Regions from separate parts of the Homo sapiens genome. Here region 1 is linked to region 2. A link is a loop called in an ENCODE intact Hi-C map of the cell type or tissue named here. Cell type or tissue: MCF 10A. All regions are shown on one strand. Each heading gives the region's core, and the rest is flanking DNA. Links, peaks and the distances in the headings are about the cores only. Region 1 overlaps GULP1 (GULP PTB domain containing engulfment adaptor 1). Region 2 overlaps TFPI (tissue factor pathway inhibitor).

Region 1 (17,115 bases), core at 8,182-10,681, 880 kb before region 2:
CCAAGGCAATTTACAGATTCAATGCAATTCCATCAAAATAGCAACATCATTTTCACAGAATTAGAAAAAAAATCCTGAAATTCATATGAAATGAAAAAAAGTGCTCAAACAGCCAAAGCAATCCTAAGCAAAAGAACAAATCTAGAGGCATTACATTTTCAATTATATTATATGTTTACAGTTACCAAAACAGCATGGTACTGGCATAAAAGTAAACACATAGACCAATGGACCATAATAGAGAAGACAGAAATAGAGTCAAATACTTATAACCAACTGATCTTTGACAAAGCATATATAAACATAACTTGGGGAAAGGACACCCTACTTAATAAATGGTTCTGGGAAAACTGGATAGCTACATGTAGAAGAGTGAAACTGGATCCCTATCTCTCATCTTATTTTAAAAAAACAACTCAAGATGGGTCAAATCCTTAAATCTAAGACCTGAAACCATAAAAAACCTAGAAGATAACCCAGGAAAAACTCTTCTGAACTTCAGCCTAGGCAAAGAATTTATGACTAAGACCACAAAAGCAAATGCAACAAAAACAAATATAAATAAATGGGACCTAATTAAACTAAGAATCTTCCATACAGCAAAAGAAATAATCAACAGAATAAACAGACAACACATAGAATGGGAGAAAATATTTGCAAACTATGCATCCGACAATGGACAAATATCCAAAATCCACAAGGTACTTAAATAAATCAGCAAGAAAAAAACAAATAATCCCATCTAAAAGTGGACAAATGACATAAATAGATATTTCTCAAAAGCAGATAAACAAATACCCAACAAACATTTGAAAAAATGCTCAACATCACTAATCATCAGGACGATGCCAATTAAAACCACAATGAGATGCCCTGCAAGAATAGCTATTATTAAAAAGTCAAAAGACAATAATAGATTTGGCGTGGAAGTGGCAAAAACAGAGCACATACACTGCTGATGGGAATGTAAATCAGTACAATATCTATGGAATACAGCATGAACATTTCTTAAGGAACTAAAAGTAGATCTAACATTTGATCCAGCCATTCCACTACTGGGTATCTACCCAAAGTAGAAGAAGTCATAACAAAAAGACACCTGCATGCGTATGTTTTTTGCAGCACAATTCACAAAGGCAAAGATATGGAAGCAACTTAAGTGCCCATGGACCAATGAGTAAAGAAAACGTGCTATATGTACACCATGAAATGCTACTCAGCCATTTAAAAAAAAAAAAGGATGAAATAATGTCTTTTGCAGCAACTTGGATGGAGCTCAAGGCCATTATTCCAAGTGAAATAACTCAGGAATAAAAGAAACAAATCCCACATGTTCTCGCTTGGCTAAGCTATGGGTATGCAAAGGCATACAGAGTGGTATAAGAGACTTTGGAGACTCTGGATAGCTACATCCAGAATGGGGAGGGTGGGAACTGGGTGAGGAATAAAAAACTACATATTGGGTACAATGCACACTACTCAGGTGACAAGTGTGCAAAAATCTCAGACTTCACCACTGTACAATTTATCCATGTAACTAAAAACCGCTGATACCCCAAGACCTACTGAAATTTTTTTAAAGAATTAATTCCCTTTATTTTTTAACAATTTAATATATAAGGTACCTCTAGGAGGTAAGGACACTTTTCCTATCCATTACACTAAGACTCATAATACATTTATCTCAGCTTTTAGAGAAAGAACATATATCCATTTTTGTGACTGCTGGAAAGTGTAAGGCTAAATTATATACATTGTGGTAATGAATGAAATCAGGTCTTTTATTTATATTTTTGTTTTGTTTGGTGTAAATTACTCTATTATACTTTTATTTTTAAAGGATGGAAATAATTTTTAGTAATAAATAAATGAATCCTTAATTAATCCTCAATAATATTCCTCAATTCTCAATAAGGAATTGCAATGAAATTTTAAAATGTTATGAGTGCTCTAGCAAAGGTTTGAACACAGGAAAGTGAAGCAGGAGAGAAAATTCTTCAGTGTTCAAAGCCAAACAAATTTTACCAACAATAACAAAACCCGCTTTTACTCTGTTTTCCCCATTTCTGTGCCTGTCATCAACATGCCCCTCTTGCCTAAACAAAAGGCCTGTTTCTTTAATCCCCGCTTAACTGCTTCTACTACTACCAAGTCTCATCTACCACACTTTCTTTTTTATTTACATTTTTTTCGCCCTAGACAAAGCTTCTATTGTTTCTTCCTGAATTATTTAAAAATTTAGAAACATTGCCTCTTGGGCAACCTTGATCAGACTTAATGTTTTTGGGGAAACCTAGGCTACTGGTAACTCAGTATCTGCATGCCAACATAATTATTACTCACTAGTCTTTACTTAAACATGATTCTCTTGTGCTTTCATGGTGTATTCTATTCATTTGTTTGTCATACAGGTACATCTGCTACATTATAAACTCCTCAAGGGTAGAGATTATGTCTTCATCGTTTTATTTTCCTACAGTTCCTAGCTTAGTGCCTGGCGAGCGGCAAGGGTTCAGCAAATAGTGATCAAAATGTAAGGAAAAGCCTGCAAACTAATCTGCCTTCCTTTGAGCTGCTCTCTCTTCATTAGTCTAACACACATATCACTTTTAAATTAAACTTCTTTTTGTTTTTTGTTTTTTTTGATTTTTTGAGACAGAGTTTTGGTCTGTCACCCAGGCTGGAGGGCAGTGGTGTGATCACGTCTCACTGTGACCTTCACCTCCTGGACTCAAGTGATCCTCCCACTTCAGCCTCTCAAGGAGCTGGGACTACAAGTATACACCATCCTGTCTGGCTAAGTTTTTCTACTTTTTTTTTTTTTTTTTGGTAGAGATGGGCTCTCACTATGTTTTCCAGGATGGTCTTGAACTCCTGTCCTCAAGCGATCCACCTGCCTCAGTCTCCCAAAGTGCTGGAATTACAGGCATGAGCCAATGCAGTTGGCCTAGATTAAACTTCTTAAAGGGATAGACTGGATTAAGAAAATGTGGCTTTGTAGGGACATGGATGAAATTGGAAATCATCATTCTCAGTAAACTATCGCAAGGACAAAAAAACCAAACACCGCATGTTCTCACTCATAGATGGGAATTGAACAATGAGAACACAGGGACACAGGAAGGGGAACATCACACTCTGGGGACTGTTGTGGGGTGGGGGGAGGCGGGAGGGATAGCATTAGGAGATATACCTAATGCTAAATGACGAGTTAACGGGTGCAGCACACCAGCATGGCACATGTATACATATGTAACTAACCTGCACATTGTGCACATGTACCCTAAAACTTAAAGTATAATAATAACAAAAAAATTTAAAAAAAAAACTTCTTAAAGGATAGCATGGTTCATCTGGCTCCCCTGCAATTGTTCCTCTCCATATAATAATGAGACACAAATGCCTAGTTATAAGAATCCAAATCACAGAACACACTTCCAACTACTCTGCTATATCTAATCTCTCTTTCCAATTTCCTGAACATCCCATCCCTATGGTTTGCCAGCCCAGTACCTTTGCTCCAAGTTGACTCTCCATTTAAATGTTTGCCTGTCAGTGTTCCTCTCTACCTTAAAAAGCACAACTCAAGTGGTCTTTTGTTTGTGAAAGTGTTCCTCAATTCCCAAGCTGAAAGTGTTACCATTACAAACTGCCCTATTATTTTACTTCTTTCTTGTCACTTAATACAGCCTACTTAAACATAAGAAACCAAAACGTATTTCTTATCTTGCCATATTTTATTGAAAGTTAGAGGTGACAAGGAACTATTTATGTGCCTTCCCTTCTCTAATGTTTACCATCCTCACTGCCATTGCTAATCACAGTGCTTGATAAGTATAAGTTTTCAATAAATATTAATTAGATAAATGTATACTTGATATTATTTCTAAATGGTGTATTTTTAAACAATGTGGAAGATTATACATATATAATATACACTTTTCTTTATTTTTTTTTTTAGATGGAGTCTCACTCTTATTGCCCAGGCTGGAGTGCAGTGGTGCAACCTCGGCTCACTGCAAACTCTGCTTCCTGGGTTCAAGGGGATCTCCTGCCTCAGCCTCTCAAGTAACTGGGATTACAGGCACTTGCCACCACACCCAGATAATTTTTGTATTTTTAGTAGAGACGGGGTTTCATCATGTTGGCCAGGCTGGTCTTGACCTCCTGACCTCAGTTAATCCACCGACTTGGCCTCCCAAAGTGCAGGATTACAGGCATGAGCCACCACACTCGGCCATATAACATTCACTTTTCCTCTAGGCTTAGTTATGTAAGGGAATATATTGCTGAATAGATGTGAGAAAGAAATTGCTACTGCCTGCAACCAAAATTTAAAATTTTAATTTAATTTTCATTTTTTTCAACTTAAACTGGGTTTCATTAGGAAAATTATTTGAATGAGAAAACACTAATCAGTGATTCAATATTTTCAAAACTGGCTAATGAAAACTTTAACTTGTTACTACCTTCTACCGGTAAACTCAGCAATAACAATAAAAAGCCTTTAAAAGATCACAGTCATTGAGCCAGTGATACCAATTCTAGTAATGCTACTAATGCAAACCAAGTGATGTACATATCAATTTATCTATAAGAATATTGACTGAATAATAAATACAAAATAAAAATATTTTAAAACATATTATATATTAACAGATATAATAGAAAATACAAAACACTAATTCATATTCTCAAAGAACAGAAGAAAACAAATTTGTTACACAATAATAAAGAAAATCAACAAAGTATATATATAATTGATATGGTTTGGCTGTATCCCCACCCAAATTTCACCTTGAATTGTAATTCCCACAATTCCCACACATCATGGGAGAAACCTTGTGGAAGGTGATTGAACCATGGAGGTGGGTCTTTCCTACGCTGTTCTCATGATAGTGAGTGGGTTTAAAACCATCACAAGATCTGATGGTTTTAAAAATGGGAGTTTTCCTACACAAGCCCTCTTCTCTTGTCTGCTGCTGTGTGAGATGTGCCTTTCACCTTCTTCCATGGTTGTGAGGTCTCCCCAGCCACATGGAACTGTAAGTCCATTAAACTGCTTTCTTTTGTAGATTGCCCAGTCTTGGGTATGTCGTCATCAGCAGTGTGAAAACAGACTCATACAGTAAATTGGTACCAGGAGTTGGATGCTGCTGAAAAGATACCTAAAGATGTAGAAGCAACTTAGGAACTGGTTAACAGGCAGAGGCTGAAACAGTTTGGAGGGCTCAGAAGAACACAGGAGAATGTGGGAAAGTTTGGAACTCCCTAAAGACTTGTTGAATGGCTTTGACCAAAATGCTGATAATGATATGGACAATGACATCCAGGCTGAGGTGGTCTCAGACAGAGATGAGGAACTTGTTGGGAACTGGAGCCAAGGTGACTCTTGTTATGTTTTAGGAAAGAGACTGGCGGCATTTTGCTCCTGCCCTAGAGATTTGTGGAACTTTGAACTTGAGAGAGGTGATTTCGGGTATCTGGAGGAAGGAATGTCTAAGCAGCAAAGCATTCAAGATGTGACTTGGGTGCTGTTAAAGACATTCAGTTTTATAAGGGAAGCAGAGCATACAAGTTCAGAAAATTTGCAGTCTGACAATGCAATAGAAAAGAAAATCCCGTTTTCTGAGGAGAAATTCAAGCTAGCTGCATAAATTTGCATAAGTAACAAGGAGCCAAATGTTAATCATCAAGATAATGGGGAAAAATGTCTCCAGGGCATGCCAGAGGTCTTCATGGCAACCCCGGAGGTTTAGGAGGAAAAAATGATTTCCTGGCCCAGGGTCCCTCTGCTTTACGAAGTCTAGGGACTTGATGGGCCTGCATCCCAGCTGCTCCAGCCATGACTAAAAGTGGCCAAGGCATGGCTTGGCTGTTGCTTTAGAGGGTGCAAGCCCCAAGTCTTGGCAGCTTCCACATGGTATTGAGCCTGTGGATGCCCAGAAGTCAAGAATTGAGGTTTGGGAACCTCTGCCTAGATTTCAGAAGATGTATGGAAATGCCTGGATGTCCAGGCAGAAGTTTGCTGCAGGAGTAGGGTCCTCATGGAGAACCTCTCCTAGGGCAGTGTGGAAGGCAAATGTGGGGTCAGAGCCCCCACACAGAGTCCCTACTGGGGCACCACTTAGTGGAGCTGTGAGAAGAGGGCCACCATCCTCCAGACCCTAGAATGGTAGATCCACCAACAACTTGCACCCTGCACCTGGAAAAGACTCAGACACTCAATGTCAGCCCATGAAAGCAGCCAGGAGGGCAGCTATACCCTGCAAAGCCACAGAGGCGCAGCTGCCCAAGACCATGGGAACTCACCTCTTACATCAGCGTGATCTGGATGTGAGACATAGCATCAAAGGAGATCATTTTGGAGCTTTAAGATTTGACTGCCCCACTGGATTTTGGAACAGCGTGGGGCCTGTAGCCCCTTTGCATTGGCCAATTTCTCCCATTTGGAATGGCTGTATCTACCCAATTCCTGTACCCTATTTTATCTAGGAAGTAACTAACTTGCTTTTGATTTTACAAGCTCATAGGCAGAAAGGACCTGCCTTGTCTCTAATGAGACTCTGGATTGTGGACTTTTGAGTTGACGCTGAAATGAGTTAAGACTTTGGGGGATTGTTGGGAAGGCATGTTTGGTTTTGAAATGTGAGGACATGAGATTTGAGAGGGGCCAGGGATGGAATGATAAGGTTTGGCTGTGTCCCCAACCAAATCTTATCTTGATTTGTACCTCCCACAATTCCCACATGTTGTGGCAGGAACCTGGTGGGAGGTGATTGAATCATGGGGGCGAGTCTTTCCTGTGCTGTTCTCATGATAGTGAGTGGGTCTCACAAAATCTGATGGTTTTAAAAACAGGCGTTTCCCTGCACAAGCTCTCTTCTCTTGCCTGCTGCTGTGTGAGACGTGCCTTTCACCTTCCTCCATGATTATGAGACCTCCCCAGCCATGTAGAACTGTAAGTCCATTAAACGTCTTTCTCTTGTAAATTTCCCAGTCATGAGTATGTCTTTATCAGTTGCATGAAAATCAACTAAATATAATACTATCATTGTAACTTTGCTTAAAGGAAAAATCCAACAAAACAAAAATAAAATTATATAGAACAAAATGATGACAGAAGTTATTTTCAGAAAAAAGGCTCATCAGTGCTTTTAATTTTATTTTACTTTTATGAATTTTACTATTTTTTACAACAAAAGACTATATTTTTAAACATTCAACACATAATAAAAGCATTTTTATAATTTCAAGTCCTTTTTGGAAATAATGGAAAATGTATAAACAATCATTTATTCTTACCTGGGTATGCTCAAATATAGTTGAAAGAAAATGGACACTTGACTTTATATAGCTTCTATCATACAGTTGCCATCAGAATTCTTCTATCAGTTTCTCTCCTATGTATATCAGATGGAATCATAAATAACTAAAAAGAAAAATATAATTGGACTTAGAATTAATCAATAATTACATTTCTGTTTATTTTAATTTAGAAGTCCAGCATATCTTTTAAAATTCCAATTATGCTTCTTGCAAATGTTCAAGAAAGTTACCAAATAATAGGGAAATAATGATAAAATATGTAAATATTTGGAAAACATTATTACTGATACCTAGGTAATGGAAAATAGCAAGATTTGTAGATGATGTGTTAAATGTTTTAACTCACAGATATGTTACTATTAAAGCCTGGTGATAGTTCTTTAACAATATATGCCTTTCCCCCTTGAACAAGAAGTAGCCCCAACTATCTCTTTCACATATGATTTATTTGGACTAACCAAGCACATACCCTGTTCATGATGATTAAGAAGGTGAAACTGAATTTTAGAAGGCACTGATTTACTTTCATTTTCATTCTACTTTGACTCTTACGGCAAGGCATTTAGATAGCTTATCCTTCTATTCATAATCATGCTATAACTAGAAGAGATATGTTAATTGGTTAAGACTTTTCTATTTTTATTCCAACAAACAAAACAAAAATTCTTTCTGGGTAGACACAACAGCACAAATTATGTCTTCCTTTAATTATATTATTTCGAATGTACCGCTGACATAAGTTCAAATAGTACCAGAATTCACAGCATAGTATCTTTTGCCAAAACACTAAAAAGACCTGATCTTTTTGAGGGAGGGGGAAGAATGGAGAAACATATCTAAGTCTTGTGCCCTGCTTCCCGTCATAACTTTGATACAAACCCCTTGATACAGACATTGATGATGCCATATCTATATTTTTGACTTTCTTAGATAGATCTCAAATATTATTTTATCTCTTCCTCTGTGTTTCAATCTAAGCCATCTGAATACTTTGAAAGCCATCGTTTTCCAGCTTAGCCACAATATTCTTCAGAAGCCTATTGACCTATTTGTTCAATGTATTTGTTTTCTTCTGTCTCAGCCTCCCGAGTAGCTGGGAATACAACTGTGTGGCATCATGCCCGGCTAATTTTTGTATTTTTAGTAGAGAGGGGGTTTCGCCATGTTGGCCAGACTGGTCTCGAACCCCTGACCTCAGGTGATCTGCCCGCTTTGGCCTCCCAAAGTGCTGGGTGGATTACAGGTGTGAGCTACCGCGCCCAGCTTCTTTTTCATATTCTAACATGACTTTAGAGAGAAAGAAAGAATCTCAGTTTAGGTTGCCCCAGAGGCAAACACTGAGGTAATAATAACTTCAATGCGAGAAGTTTATTTGGGAGATGATCCCAGGAAATATTAGCAGGGATGAAAAGAAAGAAGTGAGACCCGGAGTGGAAGACCTCCTACCAACACAGAGATCATTATCAGGCCTGTAACACTACTGGCAACTGCAGCTTAATCTGGCTGGGGAAAATCAGACATCCACTGTGAAATACACCCCTCAGATATATCTCACTGTAAGAATGAGAGCTAGCATATTTATACACCAATCCTCATTAGTCATTAGCTGAGGGTTGCTCCCAGGGGCATTAATTCCCTGGAACTTTCAGCCTATTTGGTTGGCAAAGTGGTCTCTTGTGGCCAAAGAATCCCTTAGGTAGAGAAATGCAGGATAAGCATTAGAAATTTTGCCAGTCTGAACTACAGCACTAAAAGAGAGGTTATAGGCTGATCATCAACAGCATCTACTACAAAAAGCAACAATTTTAAATTTTGAATTAAAATATTAGCACAGTATATTTTAAGGCCATATATTTATATTTTATAATTTTAGTGAAAAATAATGTTTGCTTACTCAGTAACACTATTATTTATTAAATCGTATGTTATTTTCTTAGCATTCACTGGATCTTAGCATGTATGAATGACACAATTCATTTCACCTTGCTGTAAAATGTAAGGGTTGTATCATCACATACTTCCAGCTCTAAAAATAGATGTGTTTATCCTGGACAGGAAATTTCAAGCATGACACATAGTTAAAAGGTAAACTATAAAACCATGTCATAATTTCCACAGTCTTTTATCAGATCATGTTTTTCTTGTTTGTTGGTCTTAAATGAGAGGAGAGAAAAGGAAGAACAAAATTAGTTCTTTTTTAGGATGATATAGTTTTTCCATTTTTCTTTTGACAACTATTGATCTTATGAACAGAAATTAGAGAGAAATAATTCGAGATAAATAATTGTTATCAAAACTATTCAATACATTTCATTCCAAATTTTATAAAAGAAAATATTTTCCTTAAAATGGTCAATTCAATTTAATCAAGATAAATAATTGTTAATAAAACTCTTCAATTGATCTAATTCCAAAATTTAATAAAAGAAAATATTATCCTTGAAATGGTCAATTCAATTTAACATCCCCGTAGCCTTTATTTTTATCTTACGTTGACTGAAACCCAGTCATACTGCAGGAAATACTTTTCAAACTAGAATATTTTATGCAATGTGACAGAATAAAGAAGAGCACAAAAATACACATATCAAAAAATAAGAACTAACTTATGCCTACTTCTGCCTTTCTTCTTGCAGGAAATGACATATTTTCCAAATGGGATCTATTATTCTATGTCTGATATGATTAGATTTTTCATAGAAAGAGCACTTTGAATATTCTTGCAAAACTCAGACTGGCTTAGGGGCTGCTCTTTTGAACATATTTTTATTTTAAAATATAAAATCCTGATTTCCAATTCAAATGCTTCTTAAAATTTTAGTATGAACATAATATGCTCAATTTGATACTGTTTTGCCACCATTTATTATATATTTTCACACAATTTGAAGACGTATATGAAATTAAATGAAACCAACTATTTCTTTACTAAAACTTCCTTTATCCCCAACAGTACCATTTAAGAAAAACATTATTAATGCTGCAATATGACAAAATGCTTCAATTTGTTAATGTAACAGGTAAATCTTAAATATTCTATATGCAATAAACCAAGCAAAACAGAGAAGTCAGGCCAACTTGTATTTCTACTTGTCATCATATGAAATACAGACCACCATTATCATGATCTTAAAATATTTTCAAAATCATTATTCTCTTTTTTACCTAAGTCCAATAATTTAACAGTATTTAATCTAATTTGCAAAATGTTTTAGGAGTTTTCCTGGATATTTCTTTCTTATCCTCTATAAGCTCCTAAATTCAAAATATATAAAATAAGATCTTGGCCCTGATTTTCTTTTCTATTTTTTTCTTGTTTGTCCTGTGACTTTAAGTAAGTAAACGTTCAATCCCCACTGATTGCTCACACCTGAAATCTGGCATGATTAATCACTCTTTTTTCCCTTACCACCTACATGCAGTTAAATAAATTCAATTCTGCTTAATACAACAATCTCCAGTTTGTTTTCCCTCCCAGTTTACACTCCCCACCTATCCATCCCTAGCCAGTCGTAATTTCTCTAACAAGTAATTTGGCCACATCACCAATGCACAAAGTACACATGCCTTAGTATGCCTTTAAGACACCTTCTCAAATGTTTTCACCCCATGTTCCAAGCAAAAGGTACAAAGAAGGTGATATTAGGATGATTGTCCTAAGTAGCTTGGAGCAATCACTTCCTATGTATTCTAGTCATCTCACTAAGGAAATGACATGCAAATAGTCATACCTATACCCCTACACTCTAAGGAAAATAAAATTAGAAAAGTAATTTTCTTCATTAAACCAATATTCACTGGACAGCTATTGAATGCCCAATTGTTTAGTTACTAGTGAGAGGAAAATAAGTCTGTATACTCCTTTGCATGCATCAGTGTGATAAGGACTATGTTCAAGGCAAGGCTAGGTGCTGCAGAAAAGTCTTCCTCAAAGAGATAAGACTCATTAACCTTCAGTTCACAGAAGCTGTCCAGTGAGGATGGTGGGGAAAGCCACGGATGGCAAAGGAAACACCATAAGCAAGGGCACAGGAATAAGAACGAACACGCCATCTTCAAGGATAGGCTATTAGTTAGAATATTTTATTTTAAAATAGAATATTTATAGGAAACTCTTTTGTATAAAACTTTAGTAATAAGATGAGGCTACATCAGGAAGGCTCCTGACTGCCATGTTATAACATTTGTATTTTACCCTAAAGGTGATGGAAGTATGATTAAACAGGGAAGCAGTACAGTAAGATACGTGTTTTAGATATGTATTTAGGAAGATCATATTGCCAAGGCGGCTCTGAAGAGACATGAAAGGGAGGGGATGAGACAAGCAAATTACTTCTTGGAAATGTGTGTATATTTGTTAGATGCTAATGCAAAATAGACTCAAAGCATTCATATTTATAAGATGTAAAACTGAAAAGATCTTTATAATTTAATTTATATAGGAATAGAACCAGACAAAGATAGCTTTAATCCTGGGTTTTTCTATTCCAGGAAATCAGATAAGACCAAGAATTCATATCACCTTTTATTCTTCCAAATGCATTCTGAGTTCCATACCCTCAGCTTTCAGTATGGTAATGAAAAAAGCGATAGCGGATGAGACATGACAAACTCTTCAGAACACATAAGAATTTTAAATTTATCAATTTAAAATCAAATTCAATCCATGCTTTCCATTGCATGTGCTGTTAAACTTTCTGCAGTGCTTTGAAGCTCTCAAGGGCAGGAAATTTTTCTGATTAGAAAAAGTAGGAGAAAAATTATCAAGTCATTCACTCTTTTTGCTGAAATTAGTGGAAAACACAAGTCACTTTCCTTGAAACGTTTGGTTATTATATTTTTCAGTATATATAGTGTGAGTGTGTGTATGAACAAAACACTTAGAAAATTAGAAAATTATAAAGGAAAATAAAAATCATCTATATTAAGATAAACTAAAAGATAATATTTAGACACCTTCTACCCAGTCTTTTTCTAAAACTGAAATTGTACTATACATATGCAATAATTCAGCTATTTCACCCTCCAAACCTCATGTTGAAATGTGATCCCCAATGTTAAACGTGGGACTTAGTGAGAGGTATTTGGGTCATGGGGGCAGATCCCTCATGAATGGCTTGGTGCCATCCTGGTGGTAATGAGTGAGTTCTTGCTCTGTTAGTCCCTTGTAAGAGCTGTTTGTTAAAAAGAGCCTGGCACCTCCCTCCCCTCTCTCTTTTGCCTCTTCTCTTGCCATACCATCTCTGCTCATGCAGGCTCCACTTCAATTTCTGCCACGAGTTTAAACAGCCTAAAGTCCTCACCAGAAGCAGATGGTGGCACCATGTGTCGTATATAGCTTGCAGAACCATGAGCCAAATAAACGTCTTTTCTTTATAAATTACCTAGCCTCAGGTATTCCTTTATAGCAATACAAAGACAACGTACAATTTCATTTCCTACCTTTTGTCACCTACAGTGCAATCATATTCTTATATCATTAAATAAGTCTTCAAATAAATACTATTGGCGTAACATGCCACCTTATAATTTTTTTTGCCCATTGTAATGTTCCACATTTAAGATTTTTTCTTTTTTTTTTTTTTTTCTATATAGAGACACTGTGATGAGTAGAATTGAAGCAAAGTAGCGTAGTGACTAAAATGACTGTAGCTGGCCTGGAAAGTGTTATAAGCCTGATTCCAAAACTATGTTGCCTTGACAGGATATGCCTTAGTCTCCTCATCCATATAATCTAACACACTGTTGCTTTGAGAAATAAACGATTACAAAGTTTGTGAAACACTTAAAGTATTGAATGATATATTCTATGTATATATTTTATCTGTTATATAAATCACTGCTTAAACATCTGACTATTGAGACAAGGGAGAATGGAAATTACCGGATCAAAGTCTGTATATAATTACAATACTTTGTCTGGAAAATAGGGCAAATTACACTCCCAGAGAAGTGAAAAAGTATGCAAACCTCACCCCAATCTTCCTATACTGTTCATATATATCAGGGTTTTAAAAATTTATTTTAATTCAATAGGAAAATTGAATTACAATAGGAAAATTGGCGTATATATTGTTTTTGATTTGCATTTCTTTTACGTAGCATTAGCTTTTGCCCAGTTAGCTTTCTGCACAATTTTTTCTTATTGATAAATTTCCTATTCTCGATTTTTATTGTGCCATTTACATAACTAAGAACTAAGGGGAGAAGATAATTTCTAGCTCAATCCCTAATCGAAAGTTTGGGTATTCATTCTTATCTGAGCCAATGAAGTGATAAGCACATTGCTAACCAATTGGTAGGGGTGCAGAATCACTGACTGGCTTAAGACAATCAGGCAGTATTCCTGGAGATACAAATATGGCCAATTCTCCTAAGTCATACAGCTTCCACACGTGATGAAAGGTGAGTTCCACTGAGAAAAATCTTGTCTATTATAAACATAGTGGTAGGTAAATTTAGAAATAAATGCTAACTGCATATTAATGTGAACTTAGACATAAATGAGATAATCTATACACAGCACTAATCATATAGCCCGACACATAAAAACTCAGCAATATACAGTAATTATTATTTCCGTTGGTGTGTTTAAAAGTTCCATATCTTTCACACTGTAAATAAAACCATAGTACATATCTTTGTACATAAATATTTGTTGTGCTCATCTCAAATTCTTTCTTTTTTTTTTTTTGAGATGGAGTCTCGCTCTGTTGCCCAGGATGGAGTGCAGTGGTGCAATCTCGGCTCACCACAACCTCCGCCTCCCAGGTTCAAGCAATTCTCCTGCCTCAGCCTCCCAAGTAGCTGGGACTACAGGCATGTGCCACCACGCCCAGCTAATTTTTGTATTTTTAGTAGAGATGGGCTTTCACTATGTTGGGCAGGCTGGTCTCGAAATCCTGACCTCATGATCTGTCAGCCTCAACTTCCAAAAGTGCTGGGATTACAGGCATGAGCCACTGCGCCCGGCCCAAATTATTTATTTCTTGTGGCTTCATAAAAGTGAAATTCCTGTCAAAAAGTATTTGATCTTTTTAGTATTTTAATGCACATCATCAGGTTATTTTCTGGAAAGATATGTCAACATAGACTTCCACCAATAGCATATGACAATGCTGAATTTAAACCACACTTCCCAGCAATTATCTTTTTAATCTTTGACAATTTGGCAAATTTTATCCCTTTTTCTAAAATGTGTACTTCTTTAACTGCAAGTGAAGTATAAGTTTATATGTTTATTGAATGCTTATTTTATAACTTTTATTTTCCTTTTGGTGTGCTTTTTAATTTCATGGCATTTCAATGAGGTTTTCTGAGGTTTTCATAAAAACCTTATGGCTTATGGCCTTTGAACGTTTTATTCTTTTAACTTGGTTGCTCTTCTTACAGGTAACCAACTGTTCACTCAATTCCATCATTAGATTAGGAAAGGTTGCCTTACAGTTTATTTTCCCTTAATGTCATTATTATATATTTTGTCCATAAAATAACGTAATTTAAATTGCTAAATCTTACGTTAAGACCTTAGCTATGAATTGATACAAAGGCATTAAAGCAAGTAAGTCATTATCACAGGTGTTTTTAAAAGTGTATTTAATTAATGATTAAAATTGTATTTGTCTAGTGTGTTTTATAGATTTAATTACATTTAATTTTGGGGATTAATCATCTTTGCATTTAGTTTATCATTTAACACTAGGAATACAGTTAACCCTTAAACAACACAGGTTGGACTGCATGGGTCGGTCCACCTCCAGGTAGATTTTTTTTTTAATAAATACACTTGGCCCTCCATACCCACAGGGTTTGCATCTGAAATCAAACTCAAATGGAAAGTACTGGTATTCACAGAATGTAAAACGTGGATATGGAGGGCTGGCTTTTCATATATACGGGTTCCGCATGGCTACTGCAGCCTTACTTGAGTATGCACAGATTTTGGTATCTGCTGGTGGCCCTGGAATCAATCCCCTGAGGATACAGGGGAGTGAACATATCTGTAAAACCCTGCGAATATGGATTTCAGCACCAAGATCAATAGAAACAGAATTTTTTCCAAATATTCCCCATATTTTAAGCCCCTGCCTTCCTTCTTTCATTTAGAAGATGAAATTGTGATTCTCTATTCTTTACTATAGTATTTTAATACATTAGAAATATTCAGATGATTAAAGAAAATATTTATACAACATCTATTCTAAAAGCCACTATTAATTTTTAAGACTACCTGTTACTCCTAAAAGCTGTAAAACTATGTAAATACATTTCAGTATTAATGAAAAGAGAGCAAGTCTTCATTAAGAGTTCTTATTAAGCACTTTTGTAAACAGTCACACAATGGAAGCTGCTGGAATGAAGGAAATCAGGAAACTGTGGTTGATTTCCTAACGAAAAGTTGGGCCAGAAAGCATTCATTAACTTGGATTACATAAAAAGTCATTAGTTTAATTTTTCCAGTCCTGTGGAGTTTAATTTTGTTCATGTTAATATCCATAGAGTGTGCAATATATTTAAAGGCAAATTTCAGTGAGCTATTATTCAGTCTTCCAATTTCCCACAGTTGCAGGATGCAGCGGTCGGGAGCTTTACTAATACTTGTCTGTATTCTACATTAATTGTAGTATCACCATAATTGGATATAATTTCACTCAAATTATACATACACTGCTCGGTAAAATCTGGAATACCTTCTGTACCAATATAATCAAGCACAAAAACATATACAAATTTGTCTGCTGTTAGCCATATAATAATAATTGTTTCACAGATGAGGAAACAGTCTCAGAGATGCAGACATCACCAATATTTTATATGATGATTGGTTATGCCTGAAGGCCCTTCTTCAGCAATCGAACATTTTCAATATCAATGTTTTGTGATTGTTCTTTATGTTATTCTAATACCAAATGTTATTTTACCATTTAAACTGTTGCTCTTTTGCTCAGTAGCATTTTCACATAACAGTGTGCATTTCACCCTGCACCCTGCATTTAACTTGTTTATACATACACTATGCTTTCCTGTCACCACCCAACACCCTCCCCTCCACCAAAATATTCTGGTAATAGCACCCTGAATTTCCTTTGCAGACTTTTTTTTTTTTTCCTCTTTCCTGGTAGTTATGTTTGGCTAAGGGTGACCCTAGCTGTAGTTCCAGGACTGGTCAATGGCAGTACCATGATCCTAATAGTAATTATTCACTTATGAGTGGGAATGTGGAATAAGTTAAAATAAAGAAAATACAATCAGCACCCTTTTTAAAAAACTACAAAGAAACAATCCCTTTCAACTTGAATTAACGAACTGGAGGACTGAAAACCTGGTGGCTATTTTGACCTCATGTTTCTTGCCTTAAAATATAATTCAGTGGATAACAAAGCTATGAGAGAGAAATAAATATCTAACTGCCTGGATTCAGTCAGGCCTGAAGGACCACTCTAGAACTTTCTACTATAGTAACCAATGCATATTCTTTGGCTTAACTGAGTTTTAATTGGTTGTCTGCCAAGTACAACAAAATAATTACTCTTGAATGTATGTATTATTTACTAATGTATACTATGCATTTTACTGAATTTTTCTATGGCTTCTCCCAAATTGAGCTAATATTAGCAAATAATAATGAACCAAAATGATTGATTCTTTGAAGGAAATAAAAGTTTTCTATAAAATGATACAGATACTCTTTTGGTGTTTTAAAGACATTTGTTATTGTTAGAAGCAAAAAAGGGACATGGAATTTCAGATGAGCCTTCAGTAGATTTTAAGAATTATATATACTTC
Region 2 (17,115 bases), core at 9,023-11,522:
GTTACAGTGGTAGGACAAGTAGTTTCAGCAGGAAGAATAGTTGTAGAGTGCGTAACTAAGGGAACAGAACAGATGTAAGTTATAGATTAGGACTGGTGGGAAGGGTTGTTTATAGCACAGTTAACTATAGAAACTGGAGAAACAAAGAACAGGAAGAACACAGAACTAAAACTTTTTGAAGATGAATTTATCATCTCTGACATGTGTCTAGTCTCTGTTAGCTGGAGTTGGACTGTACAAATCGACACTGAACTTGATTGGCTAACTTGAAAGGGGCAGGGGTGTGATTACACTGGTGGACAATGGGAGGGGTGATTTACAGAATGATTAGCAGATGTGGGCTCTGTAGATAAGGAATGATAGGAAAGTTGTTTACTGAAACTAAAACGGGGAGGCATAAAGGATAAGGAATGTAGTTTGGCTTTGGGAGTAGGGAACAAAGAGCAAGGACGCTAAACAAGCCAAACTTTTAAAGAGGAACTCTTTTTATATCTGACAACTAAGATCAAAGCAGAACTGAAGGAGATAGAGACAGGAAAAACCTTTCAAAAATCAATGAGTACAGGAGCTGGTTATTTGAAAAGATCAGCAAATAGATAGATTGCTAGCCAGACTAATGAAGAAGAAAAAAGAGAAGAAGCAAATAGACACAATAAAAAATGATAAAGGGGATATCACCACTGATCCCACAGAAATAGACTACCATCAGAGAATACTATAAACACCTCTACACAAATAAACTAGAAAATTTAGAAGAAATGGATAAGTTCCTGGACATATACACCCTCCCAAGTCTAAACCAGGAAGAAGTTGAATCCCTGAATAGACCAATAACAAGTTCTGAAATTGAGGCAGTAACTAATAGCCTAGCAACCAAAAAAAGCCCAGGATCAGACAGATTCACAGCCGAATTCTACCAGAGATATGAAGAGGAGATGGTACCATTCCTTCTGAAACTATTCCAAACAACAGAAAAAGAGGGACACCTCCCTAACTCATTTTATGAGGCCAGCATCATCCTGATACCAAAACCTGGAAGACACACAACAACAAAAAAGAACATTTCAGGCCAATATCCCTGATGAACATTAATGTGAAAATCCTCAAGAAAATACTGGCAAACCAAATCCAGCAGTACCTCAAAAAGCTTATCCACCACGATCAAGTCGGCTTCATCCCTGGGATGCAACCCTGGTTCAACATACACAAATCAATAAACTTAATCTATCACATAAAGAGAACCAATGACAAAAACCTCATGAGTATCTCGATAGATGCAGAAAAGTCCCTCGATAAAATTCAACACCTCTTCATGCTAAAAATTCTCAATAAACTAGGTATTGATGGAACGTATCTCAAAATAATAATAACTATTTATGACAAACTCACAGCCAATATCATATGGAATGGGCAAAACCTGGAAGCATTCCCTTTGAAAGCCAGTACAAGACAAAGATGCCCTCTCTCACCGCTCTTACTCAACATAGTATTGGAAGTTCTGGCCGGGGCACTCAGGCAAGAGAAAGAAATAAAGTTTATTCAAATAGGAAGAGAGGAAGTCAAATTGTCTCTGTTTGCAGATGACATGATTTTATATTTAAAAAACCAGTCTTCTCAGCCCCAAATCTCCTTAAGCTGATAAGCAACTTCAGCAAAGTCTCAGGATACAAAAATCACAAGCATTCCTATACACCAATAACAGACAAACAGAGAGCAAAATCATGAGTGAACTCCCATTCACAATTGCGACAAAGAGAATAAAATACCTAGGAATAAAACTCACAAGGGATGTGAGGGACCTCTTCAAGGAGATCTAGAAACAACTGCTCAAGGAAATAAAAGAGGACACAAACAAATGGAAAAACATTTCATGCTCATGGATAGGAAGAATCAATATTGAAAAATGGCCATACTGCCCAATTTATAGATTCAATGCTATCCCAATTAAGCTACCATTGACTTTCTTCACAAAATTAGAAAAAACAAACTACTTTAAACTTCACATGGAACCAAAAAACAGCCCATATAGCCAAGGCAATCCTAAGCAAAAAGAGCAAAGCTGGAGGCATCACGCTACCTGACTTCCAACTATACTATGAGGCTACAGTAACCAAAACAGCATGGTACAGGTAGCAAAACAGATATATAGACCAATGGAACAGAACAGAGGCCTCAGAAATAACAGCACACATCTAAAATCATCTGATCTTTGACAAACCTGACAAATATAAGCAATGGGGAAAGGATTTCCTATTTAATAAATCATGTTGGGAAAACTGACTAGCCATGTGCAGAAAACAGAAACTGGACCTCTTCTTTACACCTAATGCAAAAATTAACTCAAGATGGATTAAAGACTTAAACATAAGACCTAAAACCATAAAAACCCTAGAAGAAAACCCAGGCAATACCATTCAGGACATAGGTATGGGCAAAGACTTCATGACTAAAACACCAAAAGCAATGGCAACAAAAGCCAAAATTGACAAATGGGATCTAATTAAACTAAAGAGTTTCTGCAAAGCAAAAGAAACAATCATCAGAGTGAACAGGCAACCTACAGAATGGGAGAAAATTTTTGCAATATATCCATCTGACAGAAGGCTAATATCTAGGATCTACAAAGAACTTAAACAAATGTACAAGAAAAAAACAATCCCATCAAAAAGTGGACGAAGGATATTAACAGGCACTTCTCAAAAGAAGACATTTACTCAGCCAACAAACATATGAAAAAAAGCCCATCATCACTGGTCAGTTAGAATGGTGATCATTAAAAAGTCAGGAAATAACAGATGCTGGAGAAATAAAAACTCTTTTATACTGTTGTTGGGAGTGTAAATTAGTTCAACCATTGTGGAAGGTGGTGTGGCAATTCCTCAAGGATCTAGAACCAGAAATACCGTTTGACCCAGTATAAATCATTCTACATAAAGACGCTTTCACACGTTTGTCACGGCACTATTCACAATGGAAAAGACTTGGAACCCACCCAAATGCCTATCAATGATAGACTGTATAAAGAAAATGTGGCACATATACACCATGGAATACTATGCAGACATAAAAAAGGATGTGTTCATGTCCTTTGCAGAGACATGGATGAAGCTGGAAACCATCATTCTCAGCAAACTAACACAGGAACAGAAAACCAAACACCACATGTTCTCACTCATAAGTGGAAGTTGAGCAATGATAACACATGGACACAGGGAAGGGAACATCACATACCGGGGTCTGTCAGGGGGTGGGAGGCTAGGGGAGGGATAGCATTAGGAGAAATACCTAATGTAGATGATGGGTTGATGGGTGCAGCAAACCAACATGCCATGTGCATACCTATGTAACAAACCTGCATGTTCTGCACATATATCCCAGAACTTAAAGTATAAAAAAATAAATAAATAAACAGTATGGAAAGGTAGGGGTAGAAAGTAACTTCATAGTGGAGAAATCTAACAATCATTACCCCAGTCAGGTGTTTAAGATCAATATCAGCAGTCATAAATTATGTTGGTAGTATGTATCCTTGTCATAATGTGACAAAAATGGCACTTTAACTCTGTTATCTTCTTTCCCAAACCCCATAACCCTGGTCTAATTATGAGTAAAAACATCAGATAAATTCTATTAAGGGGATACCCTGCAAAATACCTGACCAGTATTATTCAAAACTGTCAAGATCATCAAAAATAAGAAAAATCTGAGAAACTGTCACAGCCAAGGGAACTTAAGGAGAGATGACAACTAGAGCAATTTGGTATTCTGGATGGGTTGCTAGAACAGAAACGTGCTGGGGAAAAGATAAGGATATTTGATTAACATATGGACTTTAGTTAGTAACAATGTATCAATTTTGGTATATTAACGATAAGTGCACCATACTAACGTAACATGTTAATAGGGAAACTGGGTGTGAGGTGTATGAGAAGTCTCTGTACATTCTTCTCTATTTTTTTTTAAATCTAAAACTATTTTAAATAATGGGGTCAATTTTTTTAAAAGAAGATGTTTCTATTAGAAAGCCAGGATTATGGGCTTATCAAGCAGATGTTTACAGCAAATTCTCTGCTGAACTATGGGGGGAGGAGATCTGCAAATGGTGTTTTATAAATCTCTGTTTTCTAATTTTAAGAAAGCTGGATTTTTCCAAAAGGAAAAAGATTTTGCATGGTATATAGAAGTTGGTGCATGGATTCATCCCTACATTAAATCTGTTATCACCCAGAACCAGACAGCATTTTTGAGTAAAAATTTAGATATTTGATTCCTCCTGCAATTCATGTACTTTATTTGCCTTTTGCTTTTCTTTTTTTTAAAAAAAAAATTACATACGCTACTATTTAGCTATGGCTTGCTGTGGTATATAGTCATATAGTCATATAGTCATTTATCTGTCTAACACCCTTCCCTTCTGAAAGCAACAATTTCCTCCTTCTGGGAGTTACACTTGTCCGTTTCCACCACCCAAACCATATGGTTCCATTAATATTTGCCATGCTATTACATTTTCTTATTCCTGACCCCAGACTGGTTTTGGGTCCACCAAATCTATGATGGTCTCCTACAATTCCCAACTCAAATGGATTGGTCCAAAAGGTGTCCCTTGTTTCATGCTAAAACTATCAGAGCTAGTCTCAAGCTATTTAAGCCTGGACCATAAAGAGAAGTAGTCACACTATTTTGATTGAAAAACTCTTAAGGTTTAAAACCCAGGACAGTTCATTGTTCATGCATCATGCTATGCAGAGAAGATTGGGTCACACTGAGAGAAAATAAAGCTGTCTAAGGAGTGTAGCCACAATGAGAAATACCTGGTGGTGCTCAGCTCACCAGCTCTAGCTGTTTCTGAGAACTAATGCAAGCCTGCCCTTGTCATCTCAGATTGTTCCACATATTCTAGAATAAATAAACTGATGATCCAAATTTGTCAGAGCTGGTTTCTAATCCTAGCACCCAACGAAAGTCTAAAGTACTAAGTTTAGGCAATACCCTAGGCTGCCATTTTTTAAGACAGGAACTTGCTGAATTTAGAGCCCTCTCTCTCAAGGGCTTCAGCAGGCCCCCAACCTCAGCCTGCTTCCTGAACTGTGTGATGCAGAGTACACTCTGTATTTTATACTCAAAGTATAGCAGGATAGTATATTTCAAAGAATCAAATGGAAATAAATGAATCTCTGAAAAACGTGTTCAAAAATGCGATAAGGATTAGAAGTTTAGTTTCAAGATTCTTCAAAATCATGTATCTATATAAATATATATATATATTTGTGAATTCAAATGGTTTATGGTATGATTTACAAGATATATGAGATCTCTACTGACTAAAAATCAAATGTATGTTAACACTTGCAAAGTGTTGTGAGAAAAAAAGGTTATGTATCTCACTAGTGATTTTAATGAAACTTAAAGCATAATAACATTTATTACTTAATTATTATATGGCTACCCACAATGGTGTATATTGCAGCTGTGATCTGCTACAGACAAAACCAGATAATTCTCTAGATTGTTTTTGATGGAGTATCTGTCCCTGCATTTGTGAATGTTTGCTGATAAGATCTCGCTTTCCTTCCTGACTGGAAGGGCACTGGTGGCTGAGAACAGGAAGGAAGCAAGTGTTCTCTTCTTTTATTTTTCTGTGTTGCATGATCATTACACTTTTCCTTCCACCTTTAAATCCAAAGAAGAAGTCGTCTTTAAAAAAATAAAGGTGACTTACTTCTTTCTTTTCTTTTTTTTTTTTTTCCTTTTTGGCGATAGATCTTTAAACAACGTTGAAACAGGAAAAGTCTCACTCTCCTATTGAAATCTGATTCCTTTAGAGTGTAAGAGTGATGGCTTATCACTTAGAGTCACTTTTCTGTGAAACTTTTTGAATCAGATAACTCCCTAAACTGCGGAATAATGAACTGGGAAAGAGGACTAACTCGAATGTCAGACACTTCTTTTGTCCTCTGTTTTGGCTGTCTGCTATCTCACAGAAAACCTGGTTAGGAAATTGATGTAAATAATGTATTTTTTAAAGGAAACAAAGATGAAAATTCTGAAAATGTGTTTCCTTTTTAAAAGAAGAACTAGAGCAGAGGGAAAGATAAATCAGGAATTAAAAGTTGCATTAAAGAAATAATAGAAAAATGCCTAAATAATTATTGGTTCTGACTGAGAAAGAATAGCTGTGCGAAAGATGTGGAAAGTAAAATTGCACATGGAAATGGACTTTAATACATACTTCGCCATATTGATCAGCGTTTACCCATGTCTCTCAATTACTGTCCTTTTTATTTATATTTTCAAAGTTGAAATATGACCTGTTTGCTTGAATATTAATAAATATATGCACTGAATGTGTTTGCCCATAATTCTGAATACTACATATACATTTTAAGTATGACTCATTGAGTATGCACAGAGAAATGTATGTGTATACACATAAAATGGCATAGAAATTTGCATATGAGGTACACATATGATGTTTACTAGTCTGTAAATGAGTGCATATTAACACTTTATTTATTAGATATGTATGGGTTCTGTATTTCAGAGATGATTTACACAATGAAGAAAGTACATGCACTTTGGGCTTCTGTATGCCTGCTGCTTAATCTTGCCCCTGCCCCTCTTAATGCTGATTCTGAGGAAGATGAAGAACACACAATTATCACAGGTAAAATATTAGAAGCAATTATCTTTTTAAGCTAGTTAAAGCTCTCAATTTTAATCTAAAAAATCTACCATAGTTTTCCATTGTGGAGGGAAATTAGTTGTTATTGAAGTGATATTTTTCTTTGGAAATTTATTATACCTAATGTATGTGTGTGTGTGTGTGTGTGTGTGTGTGTGTGTGTGTGTACATGCACATGTGTGTTTTAAACAGTCCGAAACCAAGTAACTTTAGCTGAAACACTTCTCTCTTTTTTTTCAGCATACAATATTAAACACTGGAGTAGCTCCGGGCTATTGCAAGGAGCAAAATGTTGTAAAAACAACTCCCTATGACATTTGATGCTACCCTTTGGCTAGGAAAAGTGTGAGGAGGAAAGGGAACTTCAGACATCTGAGGTTTCAGCTATTCTCTCTTTCTTCCCCATATTTCCAAAATCAAAACTTCCCAGTTGAGACTAATATAAAAATCTAGTCAACCAGGACACCAAAGGATCTAGTAATATAAGTTAGATCTAATCCCATAAAACTCTGTGTCTAAAAATGAGAATATTAACAATAAAAAATAGAGCAAGGAGAAGACTGTATGGTGATGGTTATTGTGGATATATACCTTTCTTAAAGTAACATTTTGTGGCAAATTAGTAAATTGTTGACAGAAATCTCAAGCATTGGTATTAATGAGAGAATATTAACAAAATGATAGCTTATTTTTGTATAGTGGTTTAAGATGTAAAAAAGATTTCCATAAATGCATTCTTATTTGATAGCTTTAATAGCTTTTTAAAATGACTGTGTTCAGTGTACTTTAATAAAGTTTGAATAAATACATCTTCTGGGCCTGAATCTGTGGAAGGTGCTAGAGAAACAGGTATGGCTGAGATGAGGTGCTCAAGAATCTCACTGTTTCCTAGGGGAGTGTGAAGGGTGGACAGTTTATTTCCGTATAAAGTAGTACACAAAGTGACAGAAGCATGGAGAGTGCTGCTGTTGATGGGAAGAGGAAGGAGATTCAATCAAGCTTGGCTCTCTGAGGGCTCCACAAGGGGAAGTCATGTTATAAAAATTTCCTAGAGATGAAGCATTATTTAGTAAAAACCCTAATGTACCTTTTTGAAAATAAGAATTTGAACATTATGAGTTTCAATCCCTCATTCGGCTTTTTTCTCAAAAGGTGGTGGGTTAAAATTCTAACATTCTGGAGGTTACAGAAACAAGGAAGGTGGAGGATAAAATAAGTCTTAACAGGGAAAAAACAGGCAATCTCACTTGTGGGAAGTGAGAAGCAAATAGATCCAAGTGTTCCCTGTATTTGTCCCAGTCCAATTTTCCTCAACTGGACTGAGAAAATGAATATTGGTTAACCAGGAAGTTCCTGAAATTGTGGCTGCTGCCACTGTCAATCAATAATCCAGAATTAAGTTATCAGTAATTAAGCCAGAATTTAAAATTACTATAAGGTAGCTTCCAAACCTAGGTGGTAACAAAGAATTTTGATATTTAAGCTAGACTTAAAGACCTCTTCACCAACTAGTTGCAGTTTTATCTAGTTTTATTTTGTTTTTGTTTAAAATTAATTTTTATAATAACCTTATCTCACATCTGAAAAAATTCTATTTAGGAGATACAATTTATCACATGATGCTAAGATCATAACATCATTTTATAGAAGTATATTATTTAATTGAAATAAGGTACTCTTATTAATAGAAAAATACATCAAATTTTATTGCTTCTCTCACAAGCAAATAGTAGATGATTTTTTTAACAGTCAAATCAGCAGGGAGGATAATCTAGAATTAACGTCTAGATAAGGCAAAAATGATAATAAAAAGAGTAGTGATAAGCTTTTTAAAACAATTCCATTGGGCTAGGAGAGAGAAAATTAAGAGTGAACATTTAGTGAAAGGCAAGTATCTTTTGTAGGATTTAGAATCAGACAGACCTGAGTTTGCAGGTGTAGTTTGCCACCTAGTACCTTTGTGAGACTGAATAAGTTAAACTTTCTGACTACCAGTGTCCTAAGCTGTAAATGAATAATGTAAATAACTAATTTCCTATGATTTTTATATAAAAAGTGGAAAAGCATCTGGCACATTTTCTGACACAGAGAAGGCAAAAGGTACATGTGTTTGTTCTTCCCTGCCAGAAAATAAAATAAAATAAAATAAAATCCTTTAATTAGAGTCTAGCAGCATGTGGATTCTTAGATGGTAAGTTACCTGAAAGCCCTAGATTTGCAAATAAGTTCCAAGAGGATGAGTATTCTTACAGTCAAGGGCATGATATGTTTTCAGGCAGCAAATATTATAGTAAGCTTCTATCCAACATCCCAGGACATGGGGCGGGGGGAGGGAAGGGGAAGGCAGGATTGTAACCTTTAGACTATGAGACATAAAATTCATGACATCAAAGGCAAATGATTCAATATAAACCATAATTCTATTTATATGACTGGATCAGATTAAATTCCTTTTAGATTGCCCTCTATGTGTTTTGCTTTCTCATGGCCGCTGGCAGATAATTATTACCTCTGTAAACATTTCCTTCAAGTCTCAATTTCAAGTCTCAGGAAAGTTATCGCTGACCCCTTCAGGCTAATTTAGGTATCCTACTGTTCACTCGCACAGCACCCAGGACTTTCTGAATGTTTATGTAAGTCCTTAGTGTCTATATGCTCCATGAACGAGGGGTTGCTGTCATCTAATTTACTGTCATATCTGTAGTGACAGCACAGTGCTTGACGCATGGTCAATACCCAATTATTAACATTCAAAAGGGTTTATTCAAAATAAGAAATGAAAACCGAGGCAGATTTCCATCCCTTTTGGGTGAAGTGGCATGGCACTGTGGGTCACACAGCACACCTGGCCATTGCTTGAGTCCAGGGATGCTGTGCTTAGGTGTGGGCTGCAAGATCACTGCACAAAGAATATTCTAATACAGGATTTCTATAAGAAATACATTAAAGTGTGAATAAAGACAAATAATCACCTAATAATTAACAAAATATAATTCATAAAAGTTAATACTTAGTGTTTCTCCTAGAAAATTTCTATAAAATTATCACCTACTTCCATTATTGAAACCATTTTTAGTTTCATAAAGGTGAATGTTTGAAAAAAAATGTTGTTGATTGAGTGGAAATTATATAATTAAAACCGTATGCTTGATCCAAATGCTACTTTAGGAATCTCAGTCACATGTCTGTGACAATATCATGTAGTTATTAAGAATGTGTGAGATAGCTGTTGTAAAACCATATGAGGATCAATTTTAAACCCATCATTTATGGTATGAATTTAAGTTATTTACTTAATTTCTGAAAGCTATTTTATAATTTATAAAATGAAGATAATAATGCCTAACTCAGTAGGTGGTTATGATCATTAAAGGGTACAATTACAAAAATGTCAAGGGTATTGTAATTACTCAGTGAGCAACATTAGCTATTGTTGCTAGGTACAACTACTACAGCGAGTTTATCAGCTTTTGCCTTTGTGGTGCACTGCCACCACCTGCTGGCAAAATTACTCAATAGCAGATTGAACTAGAGGTGATTATATCTTTAATGCAGAAAATGGAAAAAAGATTTAGCTTGATAATAAATACTATCAAATATATTAAGAATAAAAAGTAGAAAAATCATCAATTAGTATCTGATAAAATTATTGATTTATGAAAAATGATTTTTCTGAATATACATGGCAATGCAGGTATTAGGTAAAGTTCCCTGTGTTCTGCAGATACAGATCTTTATTCAAGTTTTCTATCTGAAACACTACCTCAATAACTTGTCTCTAAAGTTCTAAAGTCATGTTAACTTGGGAATGAATAACATCACATTATATGAGAATTTCTACAGCAATTTGAGATAATGGTATATAGCTGTAAAATTAAAAATGCCAGAATATTTTTATTCCTGCTTTGTTATGTGAATTCTGGGGTCCCATATTTAAGGAGCTGATAGGTCACATTTTTATTGGTTTCAAAACAAACATGTCTAGAGTTCAGAAACTCACGATACGTAATTTGATGATACTTACTGTGGGCCTGCTGTAAGTCAGACACACCACTTAGGGTCTTCACACCAAATTTTCTGGTTTCTCATAAAAACTCAAAATGTCAGCTTGGCATTCTAAAATCCTTAAGTAAAGACAAAAAGATATAAACAGCATTTACAATTATTCATAAATGTGCCACTCAGAAAAAAAAATTCAATGATTTTTAAAACTGACAATTATAACTTCAGTGATAGAGAAAATGTGTTTTAACAAGTCATTTTGGTTCATACATTTTTCGATTTTTAGAAAGTATTTTTAGCAATCCTCAATTATATTTGTTATGAATTTCTATTAAAAAGTACTTGTGTATCTAATTTAAGAAAAATGGAAAATTTTACCATGAAGTGCTCATATTTATAGGTACCAGAAACTCTCTATATGCCTGAGAGACCTTCTAAAGCAAATTATCGTATTTTAGATATGTTCATCAACATGAAATGTTAGATAAAGGATTTGAAAAAAAAAAGAAATGACATTTAAACTTGTCAATGTTCACCAATATTTCTTAACTCACTTTGATACAATTATTTGTATATATACTATAGATATTTATTGGATTTAGTGACACTGTTATTGGTTTAAAATTATTTTAAAAATCATGTTGGTAAACACAAACATTATATTTTGTCAATTGAATATAACTCCAGAAAAATTTGAAGACACACAAATGCATATGTGCATAAAACTCAACTTTAGTTAAAGATTTGATCAACATTCTTACTTGCTAATTAGCTATTTTATGACAATTGTGTTTGGTGCTGAAACTATCCCCGTATCATAATAATTCTCTGTCATATGTTATTCTAAGTTAACAAATTCTGGACCTGAAAAACATACTCTTCTATCAGTTCTGTCAGCTCAATTTATTTCAATTGAAAAAAATAATCAATTAACTTATCAAATAGATCAAAATAATGAGATGGTATTATGTAAATTTAACTAGTATTTTTAAAAATTGAAAGCAGTGTTAGTAGTTGAGATAAAATTTACGTGTTCAAAAATAATTAGTGTCACATGAATCAAACAGCATGAAAATGCCAACTTATGTATAGAAAGCTGTATCTTTAATCCTTCCAAGATTGTAAAGGCTACTTACAATTTTATGACTCATATAAAAAATTAACAATATCATTTCAATCATTTTGTTACAAAAAGTTTTAACATTACTAAAATAAGACTAATACTTGCTATTAATTCAAAATTGATTATTAGAATAATAATATATTATGGGTGGAGTGCAATTAATAAAATTATCTAATTTAACTTTTATTACACACATATTTTCTGTTTCAAAAAATTCACATTTTGAAATTACAGGAAATTTAAAACTGATTTCTTTTGAGACAATCATACTCCAAAAACTTATCCTGTATTTTATGCTTTAAAAATATTTTATGTGAAAATATTAAAGTCTCATTCTTTTTTTGTTGTTGTTCAAAGTAAACTATTTTAGAATGCATGAAAACACTTTTTTTCAAGATATTTATACTCATCTGTTTAATTCAATATAATACTGCTGCCCTCTAGAGGCAAAATTGGTTTCGGTCATTTATAGGTTTCAATATTCCCCATAAGAGATTAATAAATCAATTGCCAAAGACATAGAAAATACATAGACTCAATATGCAGAAAATATTCAAGAAGTATTATATGGCATTTTTGTCATTATTCTTTTGGTTGCACCACCCACAATTTTCAGTGTCTATCTTTACTGGTAAACAAATAGACTTTACTTAACATTAGGCTTCTATTAATTTTATTGGACTTGAAAAAAATAAAATGTTTAAAAAATCTAGTTGAGTTTCCCCTATTTCTATGTCCATTCCCAGGATAGAAAATTCTGTTATGAAAATTAGGAGTTAAATATTTAAAGAAAAAATATATAACGTGAAGTCAAAAGAATTGCCTCATTCTATTTAAAACATAGAAAGCATTATTTACATTATTTCAACATTATTAAAACCCAAGCATGGTATGGTAAGTTAAAATAAAAAGCACCATGAAGTATATTTTTCAGAACATCAAACACATAAATTTTTATAATTAGGGAAAATGGTTTAATATAGTGTTATATACATATGTGTGTGTATATATATATGTGAATGTGAATATGCTGTTGCTTTTAAAGGGTTGTTTTATGTGTAAAAAGTGACACAAGTGTGGGTTAGGGAGAGAAATTCAAAGAACTGTCCATTAGCTGAGTTAAAAGAGGTCTATTGTGGACACATCCACTTGAATGAAGTTGCCTTACAACTACTACTCAATTCCCTCCCAGTTCGGTTGGTACGATTTAAGCAATACCTCCCTAACAAGAGTCTAGAAGTTGTGTTTCATTTGGTGAATTTATTAACTTTATCTACCATTTTGATAACTGAATAACTTTTTATAGTTTCTTAGTATGTTTTATTGTACTTTTCCTTAAAATCAGGACATATTAAAAAGGAAATAAAGAACATTATTACAGTGTTGATGGAGATTACATGTTATATCTTTTATTTTTACTTTATAGATACGGAGTTGCCACCACTGAAACTTATGCATTCATTTTGTGCATTCAAGGCGGATGATGGCCCATGTAAAGCAATCATGAAAAGATTTTTCTTCAATATTTTCACTCGACAGTGCGAAGAATTTATATATGGGGGATGTGAAGGAAATCAGAATCGATTTGAAAGTCTGGAAGAGTGCAAAAAAATGTGTACAAGAGGTAGGTTTCTGGGAACCCTTATTACTCAAGACCCTTTAGGGCTATTGAGTCTAATTATGGATTTGATAATTTAGGGAGAAAAGTAATTTCATGCTGTTTTAATATTTCCAAGGAATCTTTTATTTCCACATTTTTAGACTTTCAGGGAATCCTAAAAACATTTAAGGAAAATGATAATTCTGAATTGTACCATGAAATACCCACATTTATAGGTACCAGAAACTCTCTATATGCCCGAGAGACATTTTAAAGCAAATTATCAAATTTTAGGTACGGTCAACTTGCATGTTCAACTATCATTTTTCATTTTCTTCATATCAGTGAATTATAAAATATGAGGCCCCATTTATTGTCTTATACTCTTATCCATAATAAAGACAGAAGAAAAAAACCTCAACTCATGTTCAAAGAATTGTGAAGTATTTTTAAAATAAAGTGGGTGTAATTCGGCCTCCCAGACTTGTAATCTCAGTTGGCAGAAGAAAAACTGTTAGTCACATTGACTTAGTCTTTCCTTTGTCAACACAATGGTCTCATCGCTATACTCTCTCAAGATCATGAATCTGGAAATTGAAGCTCTATGGCTCTTAATTACAAAATTGTAAGCTGCATAAAATAGTAGAACTATATATGAAATTTAAGATTTTTTTATTATTGGAACCTTAAAATACTACAGGAAATAAAAATAGAATACCATAGAAAAGAAAAATCATCCCTGATGACCCTTGTGGACTTTACTAAACCCAATGTTTTATATTAATATTACTAAGTTATAAATTTCAAAAGTACGTCATATTATATTAAACTTTTACTCTGCATTAATCCTACTAAAATTTAACATTTTTGCAAATTTTGCTAATTACTTTATTGTATGGGATTTTATATCTTCTCACTAAGATAAATTACAAATAATTACTGACCAAAATTTTGAATGTTTTTTTTTTAATGTCAGGCTATTCTTCCAAATTGTAAGTTACTCAAGGGATAGAATAAGTTGAGTTGCTTTTATTTCCCTAGTTTCTAGACCAATATTCTACCATAGCATGTTCGTAGAGCTGGTTGGATACAATTGAGGTGATACAGAAATGATATCTCTGGTTAGTAACACTAGATGTCTTGTTTTTTGCAAATCAGGCAGCTCTGCATTCTCACTCTGTTACTGCTTTCTAAATAGCTTTTACTAAACAGCCTTGGCATCATGGTGCTCTTGGCCTGTGGGAAAACTTCCATGTGGTGAAAAGAGTGAACTTCTCTCCTCTGTGGCTCTGTAAGATGTTTAGTTGTATGCTCCCAAGCTGAAAGAAGAGAATAGACACGAATATATTTCTTTAACCTCACAGCACTGATTTCTCTGTTTCCTCTCCATAGATGCCCTAGGAATGTTACTAACACAGTTTAGGCAGCTCAGTGGTCCTCAGTGGTGCTTTTGGTTTTTGTGATTGCTTGGTCTTTTCCCATTCATCACAGATTTCTATACCCCATTTTCTTCCATACATATTGGGCCAAGTATCCTTTTGTGTTGAGTTGAAAATCATTCTTAGTTGTCAGTACCTTGGCTAGAAGCCTGGTTGCCTCATTCTTTGTAATCCCCACTCTTTCATTTAGCAGGCTATTTATTTTCATCAACTGGCCTCTTTCCTGAAATATATACCTGTTCTTTTTATATATGTGTATAGTTCAAGTCTTATGGTTTATCATTGTGCAAAACTTACTCTTTTCTTTAAAGGTTAGGGAAATGTAATCATTTTGCTCATCAGTGATAGCCTTGCTTATCATCATTTAAAATATCATTTCTGGCTAGCATGTAAATGTAACTCTCTTACCCCCATCTCCTCATTATCTATCAAAATTCACTTGAGGCTGGGTGCAGTGGCTCACACCTGTAATCCCAGCACTTTGGGAGGCTGAGGTGGGTGGATCACCTAAGGTCAGGAATTTTAGACCAGCCTCACCAATATGGTGAAACTCCGTCCCTACTAAAAATACAAAAATTAGCTGGGTATGGTGGCATGTGCCTGTAGTCCCAGCTACTCAGGAGGCTGAGACAGGAGAATTGCTTAAAACCAGGAGCCAGACGTTGCAGTGAGCCAAGATTGCACCACTGCACTCTAGCTGTGCAACAGAGGAAGACTCCATGAAAAAAAAAGAAAAGTCACTTGCAATTATTGTATGAATGTCTGAGTGTTTTATACAGCAGACTACTGATAAGGATATAACTGGTATATGGAAAAAATATGGCTAGACTTTTAAAAACGCACCTAAGGAGAGAATTTAATCGGCAGCCATGATGGATAAATAGAACAAGACTTTCTCTCCCCAACATAAAGAACTATAAAACTGGACAAAATGTAAAAAACTACTGTTTGCAAGCATTGAACAAAAGGCAGTGCAGGATTGTGACCTCTGGGAGAAGGTAAATACATAAGATGAGCCCTGCAGTCTCCCCTGCTTCCTGTGTGAAGGCATTCAGAACCACCATTACATGAAAGAAACCCAAGTACAGCATGGTGGTCTCTCTGAAAAGAGGAGATGGCTATTAGAGATTAGAAAGCAGAAGTGGTTGTGGTTTTTCTAACAATGTGTGTTATATGGTTTCACTCTGTGTCCCTACCCAAATATCATCTTGTAGCTCCCATAATTCCCATATGTTGTGGGAGGGACTGGTGGGAAATGATTGAATCATGGGGGATGGGGCGGGGGGGAAGGTGGTCTTTCCCATGCTATTATCGTGGTAGTGAATGGGTCTCACATGATCTTATGGTTTTAACAAACAGGAGTTTCTCTGCATAAGCTCTCTCTTTGCCTGCCGCTATCCATGTAAGATGTGACTTGCTCACAGTAAATTGGTACCAGTAGAATGGGGTGTTGCTGGAAAGATACCTGAAAATGTGGAAGTGACTTTGGAACTGGGTAACAGGCAGAGGTTGCAACAGTTTGGAGGGCTCAGAAGAAGACAGGAAAATGTTGGAAAGTTTGGAACTTCCAAGAGACTTGTTGAAAGGCTTTGACAAAAATGCTGATAGTGATATGAACGATAAGGTCCAGCCTGAGGTGGTCTCAGATAGAGATGAGGAACTTTTTGGGAAGTTGAGCAAAGCTGACTCTCATTATGTTTTAGCAAAGAGACTGGCAGCATTTTGCCCCTGCCCTAGAGATTCGTGGAATGTTGAACTTGAAGAAATGATGTAGAGTAATTGACAGAATAAATTTCTAAGCACCAAAGCATTCAAGGGGGGTTTAGGTGCTGTTAAAGGCATTCAGTTTCAAAAGAGAAACAGAGCATAAAAGTATGGAAAATTTGCAGCTTGACAATGCAAGTGAAAAGAAAATTACATTCTCTGAGGAAAAATTCAAGCCAGCTGCAGAAATTTGCATAAGTAACAAGGATCTGAATGTTAATCACCAGGAAAATGGGGAAAATATCTCTAGGGCATGTGAGACATTTGTGCCAGCTCTTCCCATCACAGGCCTGGAGGCTTAGGAGGAAAAAGTGGTTTCCTGGACCCGGCCCAGGGTCCTCATGCTGTGTGCAGTCTAGGGACTTCGTGCCCTGTGTCCCAGCCACTCCAGCCATGATTGAAAGGGGTCAACGTAGAGCTAGGGCCAGAGCTTCAGAGGGTGCAAGCCTCGAGCCTTGGCAACTTCCACATGGTATTGAGCCTGAGAGTATACCGAAGTCAA

Evidence for each region. A loop is a pair of places that touch in the nucleus more often than their neighbours do. Peaks named below come from ENCODE experiments on the same cell type or tissue, not always from the same donor. Only the 100,000 strongest peaks of a DNase experiment are listed, where the experiment ranks them.
Region 1: a loop joins it to region 2, with 6 times the contacts of the local background. A loop is called at or near these places in 3 of 110 quality-filtered maps.

What each region holds. Positions count from the first base shown.
Region 1 is chr2:188,374,080-188,391,194 of GRCh38, reverse strand. It overlaps GULP1 (GULP PTB domain containing engulfment adaptor 1), which reads right to left. Exons shown (of 12, transcript NM_016315.4): 2 at 7,306-7,432. Among named protein-coding and RNA genes, the nearest start is that of MIR561, 85 kb to the right of the region's middle. In MCF 10A, for the core only: no CTCF peak of the experiment used is centred there; a DNase peak (open chromatin) is centred at 9,384.
Region 2 is chr2:187,493,200-187,510,314 of GRCh38, reverse strand. It overlaps TFPI (tissue factor pathway inhibitor), which reads left to right. Exons shown (of 8, transcript NM_006287.6): 2 at 6,545-6,667; 3 at 13,237-13,434. The coding sequence starts at 6,547. It overlaps CALCRL-AS1 (CALCRL and TFPI antisense RNA 1), which reads right to left. Exons shown (of 6, transcript NR_187179.1): 3 at 10,710-10,809. Among named protein-coding and RNA genes, the nearest start is that of TFPI, 53 kb to the left of the region's middle. In MCF 10A, for the core only: CTCF peaks have their summits at 9,248 (motif pointing left) and 10,179 (motif pointing left); DNase peaks (open chromatin) are centred at 9,244 and 10,154.